2 separate regions of the Homo sapiens genome follow, and region 2 is linked to region 1. The links are chromatin contacts, found by Hi-C in ENCODE. All regions are on one chromosome and are shown on one strand. The core of a region is the stretch at or near the end of the contact, and the rest is flanking DNA. Distances in the headings are between cores, read along the strand shown. Region 1 holds the start of ADAMTS9 (ADAM metallopeptidase with thrombospondin type 1 motif 9). Region 2 has its middle 29 kb from the start of LINC02040.

Region 1 (6,629 bases), core at 3,607-6,106:
AAAAGAATGGCTTTTCTAAATTAAAAACAAAAAACCTGGCTCTGAAAACTAGAACCAAATTAGCGGCAACAGTAAGCTCATTTAAGGTATATTTGTGAAGTGCCTACTATGTAACCATGGAGAAAATAGATTTGTCCTTTGCCCTTGTGTACCTTAAAGACTAACAAAGGACACCAAAACACAACAACACATGTGAACCAAACTAGGAAAGGGAAAATTCTGGACTCAGGGAGCATAAAGCACTCTGGCATGACTCAAAATACTCCTAGAGTTATCAGATTCCCCGCTAGTTAAAGATGCCATATATTTAACAATTGTCTACATCAAATGTGCACTTTTAGAGAATAATAAAATTGTATTTGCACACATTGTGTTGCTAATTTGGCTGCAGTTTGGAAGTAGTTTGGATCAAAGCTAGAAGCCTAGCACTTCTGAATTCCATTTGTAGTTATGATGTTGAACCCCAGGTGTGAAGCTCTCATTTCAAGGATAGTAGAGGGAGGAGAAAAAGGATTTGAAGCCCTAAGAATACAGTCAAAGGAAAGATTAGTGGGATGCATATGGAGTTTTAAAGCCTGAGCAATAATGTGAGTATGGTCTTCTAGAATGACAAGTCAACAAGGAGCTCCTGCTGAGTGAACAGGCTGAAGATCGGATCACCTTCGTAGAACTGCTATAAGCTGGTCATGAGCTATACAGAGCCACCTCCAAAGTGGAACTATGACTTTCAGAGTAGGGTCAAGAAAAGCTAGTTAGAACTTTAGATTTAGCATTAGAAGAAAAAATGATGTTCTCACAGATGGTATTCATCAGGCCAAATATAAATGCTGAATGATGAAGATCAATTAGGCGACAGTCTTTATGTTACTAGGCTGCTCTGATTAATGGAGATCACAAGCTTTGGAGGTAACTGGACCCCAGTGTAAATCCCAACTGCACATTCTGACTCCATAATGCCAGGCAAAGTCACTTTAATTTTGCTGGGTCTTATTTTCATTGTAAGTAAAATGAGGAGGGTAAAACCCAGATGGCAGGATAGCTATGAGGATTGAATAATTAGCACAAAGAACTCAATGAAGGGAATCTACTGTTATTATCAATAATGATACAAACTACTTTCTCTACAGTACCTGTTGCTTGAAGTCAGTAGTTAGAAGACTTTTAAAAAATACACTAAGGTCATTCACTCACAGGGCAAACAAAGACAACACAGTTTCTACCTGCTGCAGTCTGCAAATAGGAAACCGGATCAGAGAGGACATAGTACACATGGTCTGGTACATAGTAAGTACTCAAGAAAAGATTCTCATTATTATTATTCAGACAAAAGATTGGAACCCAAATTATTTAGTTAGCACAATTGTCCTTTTCATTTCTTGTCATGTAAAACACATCTCCCTAAGATTCTTTAGGCCCAAGGTCACAGAGCTCAGCCAGCACCAGGTCCCAGCTTGGTGATTCACTGACCAGAATGCAGTGCTACCAAGTACCAGGGGCTTATCTGTTCCCCAAATCACCTGACGCTGCTGACCACTCAGGAAACTATTCACTTGAATTCTGGCTCCTGGGCCCTCCCTACCATTTGGGTGTGGGTTTCCCCTTTCTGTGGAAATTGATGGCTTTGCTTCAAGTCTCCTTCCTGCTGTTTCCAGTGGCATTAGGCAAACAGAGTCATTTGTGATGTCATCACTGTCATTTCCATTGGCCGGATTATCTCTCCCTAGTGACTAATATCATTCATCACTCCTCTGGGATCTAATTTTCATGACGAATCAGCCAATGAATACTTCCACTTAACCTACAATACCATTCAATTCCAGTAAAGTCCCACGAAGAAAACGGGCTAAAAACTGTCCCTCCTTTAACTCCAGGTGACCTTGAAAAGGTTTGCTTCTTTCAGAGCAAATTTTTATGAGGGGCCAATTTATTTTATTTCATTTTATTATTTCTTTTCTCTTTTTTTGTAGAGACAAGGGGTTGCTATGTTGCCAAGGCTGGTCTTGAACCGCTGAACTGACCTCATGCAATCCTCCCACCTCAACCTTCCAAAGTGCTAGGATTACAGGTGTGAGCCACCATGCCTAGTCTTAATAAATACTTATTGACTACCTACTATGTGCCAGATCTCTTCTAACTGCTGAGGGAAAAGCTGTGAAATATCAATGAAATCGCTGACATGATTTTCATTAAATACTTTGCATGAGAAGAATAAGAGAGAGCTAAAGAAAAGTTATACATGCAATAAAAGCTTGAGGCAATTCTCTGAATGATTTTAGCCATTTTCCCACAAAGCAACCCTCCAAAAATCTAGCAGTGCTTCTGATTAATCAGTTATTCATGACATATGATAATAGTTATGAACTTGGATTGAACGACTGAAACGGAGTTTGAATCGTGTCTCTCACTTACTGGATTGAGGGGGGTCAAATTATTTCACTTATTCAGATCTCGGTATCCTTATTGGTAAAATGAGATTACTGACACTGACTTCCTGAAAGAGCTGTTTTGAGAATTAAATTAAATGCTATATGTTACCCCATGGTAAGTACTGAATAAGAGTACTTATTTAGACAAAGAGTAATTATTCAGACAAAAGATTTTTGCCTGACTTGCTTAGTTAGCTCAACTGTCTTTTTCATGTCTCACGATTTAAAAGACATTTTCCTAAGATTCTTTAAGACTTTTTTACAGATGTAAATGCAGAAGCCAGCTAATACACTGAAGAAAAGATGGGTAGACTCACTAAGGATGAGAAATTCATAAACCTAGGTTCTTGGTCACCTCAGGAGTTCACCAAGAGATATTTTGTATCTTTCTGGCCTATCAGCTCTTGTGGATCAATTTTTTAAAACTGTAGACAAAGTTCATTCTTCAAGCAAAGTCCTAGAAAGAAAGCAAAGGAGAGAGAGTACACAAAGGAGGCTTCTGTCCCTACATATCGTAATTTCTATACCATTAGTTAACTTCTCTTTGTCAGGAAGGATTTGAACTGAAAGAGAAAAAAAGATTTAATGGGAAATACTGGAAAGTGCTATATTTTTGAGTAATTTTACAATGGAAGTACTGGAATATTTTCCACAGGAATCAGCCAATAGATTGATTTCTTGATATTTTTCTGTTCCTTACTAAATTTTCAGCAACTCCCAGACACTGTGATTGTGGGGAATGTTGTTATAATAAAAAGAAAGATTGTGTATTAGAAGAAACGTATTTTAGTGAATTAATTTGGAGGTTCAAGGTTTAAATGCCATTCTCTAAAAATCTCTAATTGTGCACAATACAGATGTTATTTTTCCATCCTTACATTTTACATATCCATTATGAAATTCCAGTAATAAGACGATGGTAACATTATCAATTTGGGTTAACAATTATTTAGCAAATTCGTCTTGCCAAGTCATTTTTACCCTTCACCAGAAGAAATATATGTATTAGTATCTCAAGAATAGTTGACATTGCTAGCATATTGCGATTTGGTTCCTGGTGTTGGCAATCTTTGGTATTTCTAGTCCTGAGTGCTAACCTACCACGCAACAGAACCTCAACCCCCGTTCTAGGATACTTGGGCAAATATATATTTATTAGTCATATATTTATATATTTTTAACGATATTGTCATGTCTTTCCTCTTGAAATTATCTTGAAATTCTATCTTCCTGAGGGCTGGTTAAAGAAAAGGCGCCACTGAACCACCCAAGATTGAACAATTCACACACACACACACACACACACACACACACACACACACGAAGGTGTAGCTTGAAGCGCCTGCTTTCAGTCTTTCCCAGTCTTTCCAAGCATCTCTCAGGCTGAAAGCAAGCGGAAGTGATTGAGAAATCCCTCCAGGGACTGGTGCCTCCCACAGGGATCTACAACTTTACACTCCATCCCCCCTTCCCCTCCCATCTCTAAACCCCCTGGTAGTGAGGGGCGCCAGAGTCCCCGCCCCTTCTTGCTGCCAAAATTTGTTCTTAACCTTTTTTGGGGCAGGGGACCTACAGAATGCTATGGACCCTCCATGAATGGTGACAGAGGTTGGTGGAAAGCACAGCTTAAATATTTTGCGAAATTTTCAAGAGACCACGTATTAGAAACACACTCCGACCTGCAGGATTAAGAACCCCATTTCTAAAACTCTTGACTTGGGGTGATTAAATCGAGAGCGGAGCTCAGGTGCCAAATCTCTTCCCGAATGAAAAAGTGTAGGAAGGGAAGGCGCTCCGGCGCTGGGCCACTTTCACTTGTAAGAAACCAAAAGATGGGGACTGGTGGCAAGAGATGGGGACGGAAGAGAAAGGAAAGGAAAAGGAGAAATGTGAGAAACAGACAGGGACACGGTGGGGCGGGGAGAAGACAGACATCACAGGGGAAAATGGGGAGAAGGGACAGAGTCCGAGAGGCACAGCAGCAGAGAGACAAGGGGGAGGAGGAAAAAGAGACTCGGAAGGGAGGAGAGAGAGGAGAGGAGAGGAAAAAGACGAGAGGGGAAGTGGCTGCACGCGCGCCAGGAAAGGGAGAGAACTTTCCCTGCTTTCCCTCCCCGGGGCAGGGAATCTCAGAAAACCCCACTTCAGCGAGGTGGCGGGGACCAGGAACAGCTGCCCCGGCGCTGGTGACGCCTCTGGCCTCCGCCTCTTGCAGCCGGCAGGGCCTCCGGCTGCGAGTCCCGCACGGGCCGGCCGAGGAGGGGACATGGTCTGGAAGGAGGCGGTCCCCGTTCGTCTCGCTTTCTCCTCCCCTCTCCTCCTCTTAGAGGCGTGCACCGGGGGCATTTGAGAGGCTGTGGACCCGCGGCCCCCCCGCCTCCGCCCCCCCAGCCCCCCATTCAAGAAGCCGCTCAGCTATCCCGGCCAGCACAGGGCGCCCGGCGCGCCTCGGAGCGCAAGTTCCTCGCCTTCTCCTGCCCGCTCGCTGGGCATTATGCGGCCAAGCAGCCGAGCCCCAGTCCTCCTCCTCCTCCTGCTCCTCCGGCTCCTCCTGCGGCCCGAGCGGCTCAGCTCTCGGCAGGCGGCGGCGTTGCTCAGCCGAGCGCAGACGGGACCCTCGCAGCGAGACCTCAGCGACTCCTAAAGTCAAAAGTTGGCGGCGGGCGCCGGGCTCCGCGCGCTCTCCACGGCCGCTGCCTCGCGTCGCCGCCGCAGCCAAGGAGGGCAGGAGGGAGGGGGGTGGGGGCAGCGGAGGGAGGGGTGGGAAGCACCATGCAGTTTGTATCCTGGGCCACACTGCTAACGCTCCTGGTGCGGGACCTGGCCGAGATGGGGAGCCCAGACGCCGCGGCGGCCGTGCGCAAGGACAGGCTGCACCCGAGGCAAGGTAACCAGGCTCCGGCCCCCGGGACCCCGCCGGCCCCGACGCCGCCTCCCGGTCCTCGCTCCTGGGCAGGGGCACCCCGCAGCGGAGGCTTCTCTCCTTTTCCTAGAAAGAATTATCTCCCGCTTTGCAGCCTCTCCCTTCTTTGGGTCATCCCCAACCAATTGCTAGGGAGGGACACTATGGAAACGAATTTAGGCAACCCCCCCCTACCTTGCTGTTGCCAGATATATCCCCATCCCCACTCCCACGCCGCAAACTAAAGTAACTTAGTAATTGGGGGCACCAGATAGCGTCATGTTTTATTTTATTCAGGTTATTTATCAATATCTGAAATCATATATATTTTGACTTGTTAATTGTCTGGCTCGGAATAGTGTATCCTCAGCACCTAGCACAGGTCCTGTTACTGGCACATAGTAGGTGCTCAGCAAATATTTGTCCACTGATTAAGGGTGAAGGGATTGACTCGAATGGGCTGGAAAATAAGGTCAGAACAAAGTCCCCACCTTCGTTTTAAATTAAAGCTTAAGGAAAAATGAATTATTGGTTCATATACCTCTGCTTCTCTCCGCAGTGAAATTATTAGAGACCCTGAGCGAATACGAAATCGTGTCTCCCATCCGAGTGAACGCTCTCGGAGAACCCTTTCCCACGAACGTCCACTTCAAAAGAACGCGACGGAGCATTAACTCTGCCACTGACCCCTGGCCTGCCTTCGCCTCCTCCTCTTCCTCCTCTACCTCCTCCCAGGCGCATTACCGCCTCTCTGCCTTCGGCCAGCAGTTTCTATTTAATCTCACCGCCAATGCCGGATTTATCGCTCCACTGTTCACTGTCACCCTCCTCGGGACGCCCGGGGTGAATCAGACCAAGTTTTATTCCGAAGAGGAAGCGGAACTCAAGCACTGTTTCTACAAAGGCTATGTCAATACCAACTCCGAGCACACGGCCGTCATCAGCCTCTGCTCAGGAATGGTAAGTGGGCGCGCGCCACCTCCTCTCCCCTTCCGCCTCCTCGCCCGCTTCTAGAAGACTTAATTGTCCTCTAAGCCTAGAGACCCTCACTGTGGCGAGGCTCCGCTCCTCTCCGGCGTTAAATATCAGCTAGAAACTCGTATGGTTTGGGTAGCTAGCTCTGTGCGTGCGAGTACACTGGCGTGGAGCGCACACACCCGCCCCCAGGGGCTTCTGGATGTTTCAGAGCTTTCTGGAGTTTGGACTCGGTTCAGCGGCGCGTTGCCCAACGCTGCGAGGCGGCCTGGAAGTCAGTTTCCAAACTCGGAGAAAGTTACTGGAGTTGCGGTTCCCTGCAGCAA
Region 2 (6,122 bases), core at 1,233-3,732, 460 kb before region 1:
TCGACACATTTGCCTTTTCTCTGTTTTTGTTCTCTCCAGGCACCCAGTAGATTGGATGGCACCTGCCCACACTGAAAGCTATCTGGGATTGTACGCATTAGTTCCCCACTTACCTGCTGTTTCAACCTGCAGATTTATATCATAGTGACTGGCACAGTGCCTAGAGCTTCATTTAATTTATTGAATGGATTAATAAATTTGTGCATGTATGCATGCATAAAAAGCAAAAAGTTATTCATCTATGGATACCATGATGAAACTGAGAAGCTTAGAATACTGTAGCGTGAAGGGTTATTATCTCTTATCTGAGAAGTACCCTAAATATTAATACAACACTGAGAACCAACATAGTGAACTGCCTCTCAATCCCTAGCAGTAAGGAGGGTGTTCCGTGTAACTGAGCCAAGTCAGTTCTCTTGGTCAGGCAATGCACAGGGAGAGCCTGTCCTAGGTGGCCTCTGCAAGAGTGACAGACTCACTTCTCACTGCTGGGACATTCCATGTACTGCTTCAATCCCCTATTTGAGTTTAAACTTAGGCAACCTTAGACAGTATCTAGCCTGGCCTCCCATTTAAAGAATGAATATATGGGGAGTGAGGTGATGTTACCAGTCTCCTAGCTAGAACCAAAATCCCTTTATCTTGCCTTTTCAGAATCCTTTCTCTATGACTTCTCCTTTCCTCTAAATCAGACTCATATGTTTCAATGCTTTATGGGAACCTAGTAGGAAACATGCATAAGAGAAGCTGTCATATATATGACAATAGGGAGTAGTGGTGAGTATGACAAACTACAGCACATGCCCCATCTAAAGGACAGACCTACATTTCAGCTCTAAGTGTTGCATAAGGGAGGACGTGTGCAGTGTGGACAAACCTGTTCCTTTTAGAAAAGTCTAAAATCTGAATATTTATGTGAAAAATTTCAACTTTTACATTTTGGCAGCAAAGTTTTAAAAAACTTTAAAATACCATATGGGCAGAATAGAACATGTATTCAAGACCTGCCAATGGGCTTTCACTGGTGACTTCTGTTCTATACCTTCCACTGAACTTGACCACAGAGCAAGGATATACAGGTATAAGTGCTGTGTCAAGCCATCAGATAGTAGTGACCCTCTCTTTACCAATGTCTGAAGGTAACCTTCTTTTAAAACATATATATTTGTGTGAATTTAAAGTTCTCACTCTTGTGCTACTGTCAGTCTCTTTGCACTTTGTTGAGTTGTATTTAGGGTATGTAGGCTACTCTTAAATTTAAGGTATTTAGGGTATTCCTCAGAAAAAGATGCAGTCACATTTATGTCCCTTAGCAAGCTGCAGAGTTAGTGGTCAGGAACACAATCTCTGGAAACTTTCTGCCTGGGTATGTGAACTTAGGCAAATTACTCAATCTCTCCATGCCTTTGTTTCTTTATGTGTGAAACGAAGTTAATAACAGTAGTGCCTACTTTGTAGTGTTGTCACAAGGAGAAGCTAAGCTATACATAAATTGCATTAGAATAGTGCCAGGTAGTACCTAGGAAGCACACAGTGATTTTTGCTGTTACTTGGATTAGTTTGTTAGTATTGCTAGTGAATTGTTCTTTTCCTTGAATCTATCCACGGATTGTGTCCTTCATGTGGATAATAGCTGAACAGATGTATGTACTGCTTTTTACAACATGTAGGCAGATAGGGGCTGAGAATAGTTAAACATAATCCCCTGGTCTTTTCATTTGGATATCCTCTTTTGGGGATCAGGAAGCCATCAGGCTGTGGAGACCTTGGCAAAATAGAAGGAATAGAATTGGGGTGGGGTTGAGAACCTGCTGAGGTGGCTTCTGAAGTTCTGAGATAGGGCTCAGGATGGTTTTAAACTGGGATCTCTTTTAAGCTAGACTACTTCTGACCTTATCACTAATATGCCATTAAAACCAGCAACCTCTGTTGCTCTGATTGGCTATTGGGCTATTCAATGTTCTTAGAATTTCTACCAAGTTTTAATATCCTTGGTGTCACTTTCTAATACTTCAGCTTTTTATTAACTTAAACTACATTATTGAATTTAGTAATTATCTTGGTCATTATCTTGCAATACACATATGTCATCTTAAAGCATATGTTTTCTAGCTGATGGAACAGGCTGGAACCTCTCATGCGGGTGGAAAAACAAACCCTTTCTATATAGACAGGGAGGTGTCCAGCAACAAATCATGTAGTTTCTTGTTTGTTTCTCAGCAATGCAAATTGCAGGCGTATGATAGCTGTCATGCAACATAATGGTGGGAGGACAAGTTCAGGATCTGATTTCATAAACATTTCAAAGAGTTGTACTGTGTGTCTCCTGACCTGCATCATTCCTTTAACTTGAGGCCACCTTGCCATGTGCAGAAACCCTCTCAGGAAATGAGATGAGTACATCTCTGCAGGTGGCAGGCAGGTGTAATAGGAAAGGAATGTGGAGACTTAACGTTGAGTTTCTGTGATGTGGAAATCACTGCAGTTTCTCTTTGAGCTGTCGGAGAGGCAATGGTGGATTTGTAATGAGAGAGCTCCTCCTCTTTAAGAAGGGTTCTCTTTCATTATTCTTTTTTCTTGTTCTTCTTTTCCTTTTTAGGGAGAGAACTCTATAGAGGGTGGTGTCAGAAATTTGCTGGGGCCTGTTCTCCAGACCCGCCCACCTCCCAGACAGACATTTATGAGACAGAAAGAAGATGATCTAGAGAGTCTAGTTGATGTACAAATGATGGAAGGGATGTGATCATTTCCTGGAGTAGAGGAAATCTTGATAGGAGGACTGTGACAGATACCCACAGCTGATCTCCACTGCCTGTTCTTAGAAACTCATTTAGTGGTGGGCTGTGCAAGATAAGGCTGTCCATGCTGACCCTTTCGGGTTTACTTCCAATGTCATCTATGTCTTATCACTCTTGTTTCTTGGTCAGGCCTTTCTCTTGCCATAAAAGGCTTAGGGGGACCTAAACTCCATTTATCTACAATTCTGCTTATTAGCATCATGAGTTTATTGCCCTCTTATGCCTGGAGTTAAATGGGTTTTTTGAACTCTCTTCTAAAAGTCAAGTCATCCTTCTGAATCTCATCTCTGATTAGTAGAACATAAACTTTATTTCTCTATTTTGATTTTCTTTTTCTTGAACCATGACTTCCCCCTTTTGATTGGAACAGAAATGACTTGATTATATTCTTTCCCCCTCCAGAAATTGTATCAAAATGAGAGACATCGTGGGCTGTTTCTTGAGCTGTTCCTTGCATAATGTCTTCTTGATAGGCCAATTACAGTGAACAAAACATTTTAGATGACATCTAACTGGAAACTTGTAAACTACATTGTCACTTTGATTTCTGTTCTATCACTTACTATTGTATTTTTCCCTATTTTAGCTATAATCTTCCATGTGGTTTTTAATTCAGCCCAGGTTCTGAAACTTAAAAATGTGTTTGTGTGGCCAATATGTTACACCAGAATGGTCTCTTTTTATTCACAGTAAATGTGGGGCTTGGTTTATATGTGTTTGTACCAATTCTTGTTCCTAAAACTCAAAGCCCTTTGCATTTTTGTGGATATTACTAAAGAAGTTATTCATACACTGGTATTGCCATGATTAATACACACTCCATTTTGTGGCTTATTGCATCTCTGACTGTAGATGAAAAATTCTTGGTAGTTATGCATTCTATTTGAAGTTGTGATAAGAACTGACTTTTATGTTTACTCCTGATAAAGGGATTTTTTAAGATGTCTACTTACTGATGCAGCATTGGAAATCCTTTATAAGCTGAAAGGAAAATAACATCCCCTTGGCATCTTGGCTCCCATGTCTGGAAAGTCTCTACCTAAGGCCTTCAAGCAGCAAGTGTGGCAACATTGCCATCCAATAGAACTTTCTGCAATCCTGGAAATGTTCTATTCATAGCTAGTAGCCACATGTGGCTATTAAAATTTGGCTAGTGTGCCTGAAAAGTTTTTATTTCATTTTATTTCATTAATTTGAATTTAAATACTCACATGTATCTAATAGCTATCTTATTGGACTAGGTATAATCAGGAACAGGAAAAAGTTGATTATTGAGGCTTCTATTAAGTTTGTAAACTTTTCCCTTTTTCTCTCTTGTGTTTAACTTTGCCCTGAAAAATTAGTAATAGTTATAAAATTTTTGAGTCCTTATTATGTGCTATCTGTGCTACATGTTTTAATATGCACTATTTCATGTAATCTTCATTTCAGACTACAAGGGAGCTACTACTTCATTGTTGTTAAAATGGAGACAAAGAGAAAGGAAGTAACTTGCCCAAGGTTACACAGGGAGTTGGAGTTACAGCCTGAGGCCAAGAGACCCCATATGGGTGCTTTTATCTCTCTACCAGTGCCTCAGTCTGTTTGGGCTGGCATCACAAATTACCACCAGCTAGGTCATTTATAAACAATAGGAATTTATTCTCATAGTTCTGGAGCCCGGGAGGTCCAAGATCAAGGCGCCAGCAGGTTCAGTGTGTGGTGAAGGTTTGCATTTTCCTTTCAAGATGGCGCCTTGTTGTGTCCTCACCTGTTGGAAGGGACAAACAGACTCCCTCAAGCCTCTTTTATAAGGGCACCAATCCCATTACATGAGGGTTAGGATGTCCTTTTTGGGGGAGTGGCGTATGCAATTCAACCCACAATAGGAGCCTGTTTTTTTCTGTTAGGAATGGAACTTTCTTGCATTCTGAGAATGCAGAAATCTTGGGTAATTTTACATTGAGATTTTCTGGAAGAAGAGTAGTATAATGGAAAGAGTACCACATTGGAAATCAGGAGGGCTGGATTTGAATCATGAGGGTGTTTTAGTCCCTCCATTCCTTGGTTTTCCCATCTGTGAAATGGGGATAACAACGGCAGTAGACTGGTCTTGCCTCTTTTTCTGGCAGGCCTTGCTAAGTGAGTGATGAATGGAGGCTGCGGCCAGCACAAAGCCATTTCCTCCACAGGCTGAGCCTGCCAGTAATGCCTATGGCTCTTTCTCCCATATCTCTTGTCCCCACAGCAGGTCTCAGGGCACAGCCCTTCTTGAAAGTTCAGGAGAAGATGGGAAGGTGGTGGCAGAATTCAGCATGACATCGTATACCCATTGTTTTTAAGACTCCCAAGGATATGCTGGTATTTTATGATGGGTACTACCGGTAGGAAGGAAGTGGCAGGGGTGGTGGCACCCCCATGTAGCATGATGCTGGAGAGGAGGCTGAGCAGCTGAATGCCCCTTTCTGGGTCCAGCTCTGCAGTCACCAGCTATGTGGACGAGGTGGACTCACCTCTTCTCGGAGTCCCAATCGTTTCCTCTGTTGCCAAAGCAGAATTAGATTCTGTGTTCCCTTGGCTCTTTTCTGCCCTTCCTAACTTTCTCTTGAGGGATGCAGAATTAAGCCAAAGACCAGTGAGGCCTTTAAAAGGTTTTGCTTATTTGTTTAGCCCACACTCATTTTCACCTTTCTCAGACTTAGGTTTGCTTTGGAAGCATGGAAGTAAAGTTTAACCTCAGATGAGCAGCTTAACACGGGTACCTCCTCAGAAGTTAGGGAGTTAGATGTGGATCAAAGCTGCTCACCTTCCCAGTGTCCACAGGCTTGAAAGCTCAAATACACCCTACCACTGATATCGAGAAAGTCTGGCAGTAATTCTTCTAAATATCTCTTACTCCGTGGTCTTGCAATGAGTGGCAGTGTGTGTCCTTCCTTCTGTCCTCTGTGCCGTAGTCTTCCAGTAGGGCTCCTGGGCTTATTGACTCAGGTCTTGTGCTGTTCTTTTTCCTGTGTGAGGTTTATCAAATAGGAAAACACAGGAGGTAATCAGGCAAGTAAAGATGAAATTAGGACTGCATCCATTCTTGTCTCCAGATTAGCTGTGTCCCAAATTATACACAGAGATGGAATCCTGACTTTTATAAAATTTATCTGGTATTAGGAAGACAGAAACAAAAGAAGATGCCACCATTGTAAACAATAGCTAGCTATCATGCTGTGAGCAGACTTGCTCAGGTTGTTGGAAGGTGATTACTTGCTTCTATTATTATAAGTTGGCTTTTCAAGAAACTGCTTTGTTTAGTAGTATGCAGTGATTTGAGGAATGTGTTTTGTAAGTGATTCT

Evidence for each region. A loop is a pair of places that touch in the nucleus more often than their neighbours do.
Region 2: a map of PC-9 shows a loop between it and region 1 (3-fold over the local background). The contact joins the enhancer-like site here to the promoter of ADAMTS9 in region 1. A Hi-C loop is called at or near these places in 1 of 168 maps with a recorded cell type or tissue (PC-9).

What each region holds. Positions count from the first base shown.
Region 1 is chr3:64,686,227-64,692,855 of GRCh38, reverse strand. It overlaps ADAMTS9 (ADAM metallopeptidase with thrombospondin type 1 motif 9), which reads left to right and starts at 4,856. Exons shown (of 40, transcript NM_182920.2): 1 at 4,856-5,313; 2 at 5,888-6,288. The coding sequence starts at 5,199. All of the region lies in intron 1 of ADAMTS9-AS2 (ADAMTS9 antisense RNA 2), which reads right to left.
Region 2 is chr3:65,142,636-65,148,757 of GRCh38, reverse strand. No RefSeq gene overlaps it. Among named protein-coding and RNA genes, the nearest start is that of LINC02040, 29 kb to the left of the region's middle. RefSeq lists an enhancer at 1,732-2,491. Within about 2 kb of position 2,482, at least 2 of the 41 ENCODE cell types and tissues checked have a DNase peak (open chromatin) inside an H3K27ac peak, as active enhancers do; they include PC-9, where a contact is called at or near this core.